Linked DNA regions of Homo sapiens: region 1 is linked to region 2. A link is a contact called in ENCODE Hi-C or POLR2A ChIA-PET data. All regions are on one chromosome and are shown on one strand. Each heading gives the region's core, a stretch centred on a gene start or an enhancer-like site at or near the end of the contact. The rest is flanking DNA. Distances are from core to core; before and after follow the strand shown. Region 1 overlaps LOC101927896 (a long non-coding RNA gene). Region 2 overlaps LINC01173 (long intergenic non-protein coding RNA 1173).

What was found. A loop is a pair of places that touch in the nucleus more often than their neighbours do. ChIA-PET counts read pairs that join two places held with the same protein, here RNA polymerase II (POLR2A). Pooled maps may share reads with other maps.
Region 1: a map of HepG2 shows a loop between it and region 2 (4-fold over the local background). The contact joins two enhancer-like sites. A Hi-C loop is called at or near these places in 1 of 168 maps with a recorded cell type or tissue (HepG2) and 1 of 50 pooled maps. POLR2A ChIA-PET finds 5 or more read pairs at or near these places in 3 of 52 experiments (H1, HepG2 and activated CD4-positive, alpha-beta T cell).

Annotation. Positions count from the first base shown.
Region 1 is chr2:234,862,279-234,866,077 of GRCh38, forward strand. The region is part of intron 2 of LOC101927896 (a long non-coding RNA gene); the gene reads right to left. Among named protein-coding and RNA genes, the nearest start is that of SH3BP4, 88 kb to the right of the region's middle. RefSeq lists enhancers at 708-1,280, 1,127-1,421. Within about 2 kb of position 1,258, at least 9 of the 41 ENCODE cell types and tissues checked have a DNase peak (open chromatin) inside an H3K27ac peak, as active enhancers do.
Region 2 is chr2:234,684,624-234,688,432 of GRCh38, forward strand. The region is part of intron 1 of LINC01173 (long intergenic non-protein coding RNA 1173); the gene reads left to right. Among named protein-coding and RNA genes, the nearest start is that of LINC01173, 3.9 kb to the left of the region's middle. RefSeq lists an enhancer at 3,233-3,809. Within about 2 kb of position 1,953, at least 3 of the 41 ENCODE cell types and tissues checked have a DNase peak (open chromatin) inside an H3K27ac peak, as active enhancers do.

The DNA of each region.
Region 1 (3,799 bases), core at 8-2,507, 180 kb after region 2:
GAAAGGCAAGGACCAGGGGAAAGCCAGCAGGTCAGTCTGGGCCACGAGACAGCAGCTCTGCTACCCTTGACCTTGACATTTGTCCTCAGGCCTCTGGAGCTGCAGTGGCAGAGGAAAGCGACTTCACAGGAGAGAGAAACCAGATTGAGCGACATTGGGAGTTTGAACTGGCTCCACCAAGAATTTTTAAAAGGGACCAGGGCACAGTGGCTCACACCTATAATCCCAGCGCTTTGGGAGGTCGAGGCAGGTGGATCACTTGAGTCCAGGAGTTCGAGACCAGCCTGGGCAACATGGGGAAACCCCATCTCTAAAAAAATACAAAAATTAGCTGAGCATGCTAGCACATGTCTGTGGTCCCAGCTACTTAGGAGGCTGAGGTGGGAGGATCACTCGAGCCAGAGTTGCAATGAGCCCAGATCATGCCACTGCACTCCAGCCTGGGCAACAGAGCCAGACTCTCAAAAAATAAATAAATAAAACTAAAAAAGGGATGAGCCGGAACATAATGTATTAATGTGAGCTTTTCCAACCTTCCATCCTCCAATCCAAGAGGGGAGGAAAGCTTGAGGAACACGATGTGCAGACCGGGGCTGAGGCTGGGGGACCAGGGAAGGGGAGGGTGCGGTCTGAGAACACTGGAGGGTGAGTGCAGTGGGTTTAAGGAAAGCTGCCAGGGACTAAGATTAGATCATCTTTACTGTCCTTCAAGAGGCCCAGGTAAAAGCGGAATTACTTTTGACTGTTACACTGTGTGTTAGAATTCAATAAGACCTTGCTGAGACTCGGCCAGTTCAGGTGAATCTGTTTACTGTGTAGAAATTCTTTCAGTTCCATCTGCAAACTGAAGGAGAGGCTTTATTCCCCCCGTAGTCTGCAGGTCTAAGGATGCGCTCTGTAAAATTTCGTAAGCCTCTGGGACTTGCCCAGCGTTCTCAGTGGTGACTGTCTTAAAAGCGACAATGTTGTTTGGGAGCATGGAGGTGAAGTGAAGAGAGGGCAGCTGCTCCACTTCGTGGCCTACGTGGGGAGGAGAGAAACTCCCCCTCAGGTTAAGGGCAGAAGACTTGTGTAGGGAGGGGTCATGTCATGAGGAAAAGCTGCACCTGTGACATGGGGGCAAGACAGGGCTTGTCTGATAAACTGGTGAGACTGCCCGGCTGAAGCCCATTCTGAGGGGGGATTGACAGACGAGCCTCTTGGAAGAGAATTTTCCCAAGGGAAGAGAGCCAGGCAGGCAAGGTCAGGCCGGAACAAAGCCTTAGTCATCCGAGGACGACACACTCCGAGTCCAGCCCACGTGACCCTGATCCAGCCCATGGAATCTGGCTGAAATCCTGGGAGAAATGACTTGGAGCCAAGATGAAAAGAGGTGTGCTCATCACAAGTCAGTCAGACCCTGGGGGTGCCAGACGGGGAGAGGGGCTTCATCCCTGCTTCTTCCCAAAGCAGCCCTCAGCTGTGCTCCCATATGTGACCCGCCCCCACCACCTCACCCCAGGAAGGGCCCACAGGGGTCAGAGAAGCACCTGGGTGCCTGGGGAAGGAGGGCCAGAGTCCACAAGGGACACTCCCAGGACTTCCAGGACTTCTGGGGGTGGGGCAGCCTAAGGTCATCAAATAACAGGAAGGGGCAAGAAAACACATGCTCCAAGAGTGAAAGTGACCCCAAGCTAACATCCAATCTAGGAGGCCCAAGAAAGCCCAGAAGACAGGCGCATCCACATGTCCCCCCATGATTATTTTTTAGGGTATCATGTTTTACTTTACTAAAATTGTAAGCTCCTTGAAAGCAGGAATCTTTGTCTCTTTTATTCGATGCTCCGTTCCGGTGACAGAAAAGTGCCTGGTGTATAGTAAAGTCAATACTTATTGTCTGATAAATTTCCCATAGAGTTTCACCATCATAGGGTTTTTTTTTTTTTTTTAATCAATTGTTCTCAAGCTTTTTGTAGCAGCAGATGGTCTTCTTGAAATAAAACCTCGTGGGGAAGCTCAAAAAGCAAAACAGATAAATGTGGAGTTCCTCTGATAGAAGAGGAGATGGAATGAGGGATCTCTGTCCAACGCAGCCCAGCCCAGCCCCATGCCTTATGGCTGGCCCTGAGAATGCTTCAGGCAATTCCTTAGGCCACAAAGAAGACAGCTAAAAACACAAATATGGTCATTTTGTTAAAAACGAAGCTGACAGAGATGCCCATGCAACCTTTCCCCCTGGTGGCATTTGGAAAAAAACTCAGTGATATGAGATGAAGCCCCAGGGAAAGGATTAATGCTAGCTTAGCATATGGACGGATGGAGAAGCTGAAGTCAGGGCACCCTTCAGTTCATTATGCAGGGACGGAGGGCAGAGCAACCCAAACCTGGCACATCATGCTCCTCCAGCCAACATGACAGCACCCGGCGAGCCCTGACACCTCATAAATATTCATGGCCTTTGGCTCAGCAGTTTCTGAATATTCCTAAGTTTGAACTCTGCCTCCACACTGCCCGGGACAGGAAGCCAGGTGGAATTGAGACACAGCCCTTGCAGTTTTATCAAATGGTGAGTTTAATTCTATTATTATTTTATCCTTCCCCAGAAAACTCCAGTTTTGCATTTATATTGAGTTACTCCTGGCTGTGTCTAGCAACAATGACACAATGTCCCTGTCAGGACACATCCCAAGCCACGGGGGTCATCCTCTATCTCCCATTCATACGGGTGTTTCTAACTTTTGCCGAGTCTAATTCCAGAGTAAGAAAATAACACTAGTGCCTGACAAACAGCCAGCACCAGGGGGTCGAACTGCATAGATTCTAGAGTTGCAGGGCCTGGGACCAAATGGCAGCTCTGTCATTTTTGCTTGTGAATGTTGCTGATTTGGGCAACTTATGTGGTTTCTGTAAGTCTTTGTTGAGAATCTCTACAGTGTGGGTAATCATGCCTGTATCAGTTTCCTATTGCTGCTGTAACAAAAGACCACAAACATAGGAACTTAGAACAACCCAAACTCATTATCTCATTGTTCTGGAGGTCAGAGATCTGATATGGATCTTACTAGGCTCGATCAAGGTTTCAGGAGGGCTGCGTTCCCTCCAGAGGCCACCACTTTCCTTGGCTCATGGCCCCTTCCTCCATCGTCAGAGCCAGCACTGGCCAGCTGTGTCCTCCCACGCTGCATCCCTCTGACTTCTTCCTGCTGCTTCTATTTATAAGGAATCTTGTGATCATATTGGGCCCATGCAGGGAATCTAGGATGATCTTGCTATTTTAAGCTCATTGATTAGCAACCTTAATTCAATCTGCAACCTTAATTCCCCTTTGCCATGTATGGTAACATATTCACAATTTCCAGGAATTAGGACACAGACATCTTTGGTGGGTTATTATTCTGCCAACCACATTACTCTTCTCCTAGTGTGAGGGGGAAGGGGTAATGTGAGAGCAAGCAGGCCCATGGCCTGCATGTAACTGAGTGGCTGTCTTCAGAAGCCGGACACAATGAGCCACGCTGACACCAGGAAGTTGGAAGACATGTCCTGTCTTGCATTGTCCCATAGGACCTGCAAGTGCCAGTAAAGACTACTATCCAACTTTGCCCACCTAGCCTGCTAACCTTGGGAGAAAGCAATCATCTGTCATCTTAGGCCAACATTCCTTTTGCCTTTGTTAGCATAGAATCTAAATAACAGACTATATGCCCAAACCCACCCTGCCACTTTCCTCTTGAACCACAGGCACTCGGCAGCATCTCCACTGCAACTCCAGGATGCACTGGACCACACATCCAGGAATGTCCCCTACGGACATCTGGGA
Region 2 (3,809 bases), core at 703-3,202:
CCTGCATACCCAGTTAACATATTCTAGGAAGTTGCTTCACCACACGTTTCATTAGCCAACACATTTCCCTCTAACTAGCAGTGTCTGCATTTTCCATTAAATAATCCATGACTTCTCATACTATTTGCCTTTGCCAACTTCATCACATATTCAAACTCCTTCTCTAATAATAGGGCTATATGAACTAAAAATCAACACAGCTTTATGGCATTTTTAATATTTGGAAAAGTCATTTCCCCTCATAATACTTTCTTTCAAAACATTTAAAATTTATTCTCAACACTTTTTTCTTCCACATGAACTTTGGATTTATTTTAACAAGTTTTCCCAAAAATAGTATAGAGACTTTGTTTGGAATTATTTTAATTATGTAAGTTGGGAAATTTAATCATACAAAATAGTCTTATCATCCAAGACATGTTATGTAAATATTGGTATTACTTATTTTTTGGTGTGTAATAATAGTATCTATAATTATTTGTATGTTTTCCAAGTGGTTATAGACATTATAAAGACCTGATTTTTTATATATTACTTTCAGAATCAGCCACTGAATTCTATCCACAATCCATATGTTATTTTGATTGACAATCTGGGGTGTTTATATACAATCATACTGGCTGCAAATAGTAATACTTCTATCTTCTTCATATCAAATGTATATTACTTGTTTTTGTCTTCTGTCCAGAGCCTCCAAAGTAACATTGTAATGTGTTGATAGGAATGAGAAACGAAGACCTTCACTAAGTTTATTTTTCTACAGTTTCCCTATTCCTTGACTACACTGGGCAGAGGTATTTATTGTCTTTGCAAATAAATCATTTTTTGTTTCACTTATTAATCCCATCATCTTAAAAGTCATTAATTTCTGATTTCATCTATATTATGTTCTTTCTAATTCCCTACGTTGAAGGATAACATATATTTTTTTTCTTCTTCATTTGGAAATGAAAGCATTTAGGGTTAATAATTGGCCTCTCCCAATACCTTGGAAAGCCTTAGTTACATAGTGTCTTCCTTTTTAATAATTTTCTAAATATACTGAAATAATATTTGATATCCTATTAGTTATCTGAGAGGGCTTTTATTTTATTTGTTATATCTTAACTAATTGGGTTATTCTTTCTAAATGTTTATTATAAATCTTGAATTTTAGAAAATTATGTTCACGAATAACAAGTTTTGCTCTGAGGATTTTATAGAGGCAAATATATGCAACTTTTGTAAATGTTCCATGGACATTCAAAAATTAGTAGTCCTATTAGTACGAGCTTTATCTTTATCTTTTCTAAGTCTTACATTATCATTGTGATAGGCTGAACAGTGGCCCCTTAAGATATACAGGTCCTAATCCCTCAAACCTTTGGATATTACTTTATAAGACAAGACTTTGCAGATGTGATTAACAGTATTGAGATGGGAAGATTATCCTGAATCAACTTAAAGGAAAAAAAAACTGAGGCAAAATTAATAAAAGTAGAGAGTTTATTTGGGCCAAATTTGAGGACTGCAACCCAGGAGCATAGATCCTAATTGCCCTGAATCTACATTCTAATTAACAGCAGTTACAAGTCGGATTTTAAAGAAAAGAAGGAGAGGCAGTTCCTAAGCTGTTCACCAACAATTTACATTAAAATAACATAGTCTATTGAATGGCTATACATTGTCTTTTGTATCACTAATTCCAGGAACAGGATATAAGGGTGAGACATCTGGTCTGAAATGCTTTTAAACAATTGCCCCCAGCATAGGTGTGGAAGGGCAGGGTGAGACTGAAGCCCTGTGCTCAAGTATCTCTGAGCCTGGTAAGTTCTGCCCACATCGTTCAGACTGCTCTCAGCTATTTTTCTTTTCTCACCTGGATTATCCAGGTATGCCCTAAATGCAAATCACAAGTATTCTTACAAGAGGGAGGCAGAGAGAGATTTGATAGAGAAGAAGAAGGCCTTGTGACCACTGAAGCTGGATGCTATGCTGCTGGCTTTGAAGGTGGAGGGAGGGGCCAGGAGCCAGGGAATGTAAGGAATGCAGCTCCAAGCTAGAAAAGACAAGAAAGGGCAGGAAAACAGGTCCTCCCCAGAGCCTCTGGAGACGGTGAGGCCCTACTGACATCTCCATTTCAGCCCAGTGAAACTGATTACAGCCTTCTGACCTGCACAATTGTGAGACAGTCAATATGTGTCATTTTAAACCATCACATTTGTGGCAATTTGTTATGGCAGCCACACGCAACTAATTCTCTTTTCATTGTTTCCTGATCTACCATAGAGTAGTGGTACTGATAAACTCTCCCTAATAGTTGTATTTTGATCATTTCTTCTTGACTTTTAAAATGTGAATATACAGTGCCAGTACTGTGTTTCTCAGCATATGAAGGCTAAGGACCATTTTTACTGCTAATACCTTTCATAACACAACATGACTTTTATTGCCACTTTAAGGCTCCTTGAGTTGATGCCTACATTTTCTTCATATTGAAATAATCGTTTCCTCTGTCATGTGAACTTTCCTGTCTATCTTTCCCCAGTCTTTTATTTTAAATTGTAAAAGAGCTCTCCTTAATATTTATTTCTTGTATCATATCCTATTTTTGCTTCCTATTATAAGACTTTGCTTTGATATAGCGGAATTTAAACTGCCAACATTTATCATCATAACGAAAATGCTTGACCCTTATGCCTCTCATCTTGCTTTGTTAGGCTTTCCATTGTATACTTTACTGTAGCTTTCTTTTATATTCATGTTATTTGTACGATGGTATTTTTAAAAATTATACCAATGAATACTTTTAATTTTTAAAATATCTATTTAAATGTGTTCTCTAATTATCTAAGTCCAGAATAAAGCAATTATTTTGACTCCTTTTTACATAAGACTTAAAATTTATTACACTTTATCTCTTCCTATGCACTTGATTATTTCCTAGTCTTTGTTAATTTACTTTCACATTATAGACCTAGATCGACGTATATTATCATTGCTATTTTTAATAAAGTAAAAATTATTTGAGATTTTTTTTCTCTTTTTAGGCCATTTTAATGTAACTCATTTATTCATCCAATAAATATTTATTGAGGACCTATACTATGAGCCAGATGCTGAGCTAAGAAGTGGCAGAGCCTTAGTGATCAAGACCACACAGCCTCTGCCTAGGCCTCATGGGCTGTGGTGCTGTGTGGTCTCTGTGTTCGATCCATTTCAGTTCTCACCTACCCTGTGTTCAGGCCACCCTGAACTGGGCTTGGTTCTTTAGAATCACCGTACCTACCATGTTACCAAGCCACCATGCCCTAAAGCCACCATGCCACTATGCCCCTATACCACCATGCTACCCCATTACCACACCACCATGTCACCACGCCACCATGCCACCCATGCCATCATGTCACCATGCTACCACACCATCGTGCCATCATTCCACCATGTCACTATGCCACACATCAACTCACCACCATGCCACCATACCACCATGACATCATGCCACCATGCTGCAATGTCCCCATGTCACCACCTCACCACACCACCATGCCACCACATCATCATGCCACCATGTTACCATGCCACCACATCATCATGCCATATCACGTCACACACCATCATGCCACCATATCACCACATCATTATGCCACCATGCCACGATACCACCATGTCACCATGTCACAACATCACCATGACACCATATCACCATGCCACCATATCACATCTTGCCACAATGCCATCATGTCACATCACCATATCACCATGCCACATCACCATGCCACCATCTCACCATGATATGGTGAGATGTTACTTACTGTACCACTGTGTCA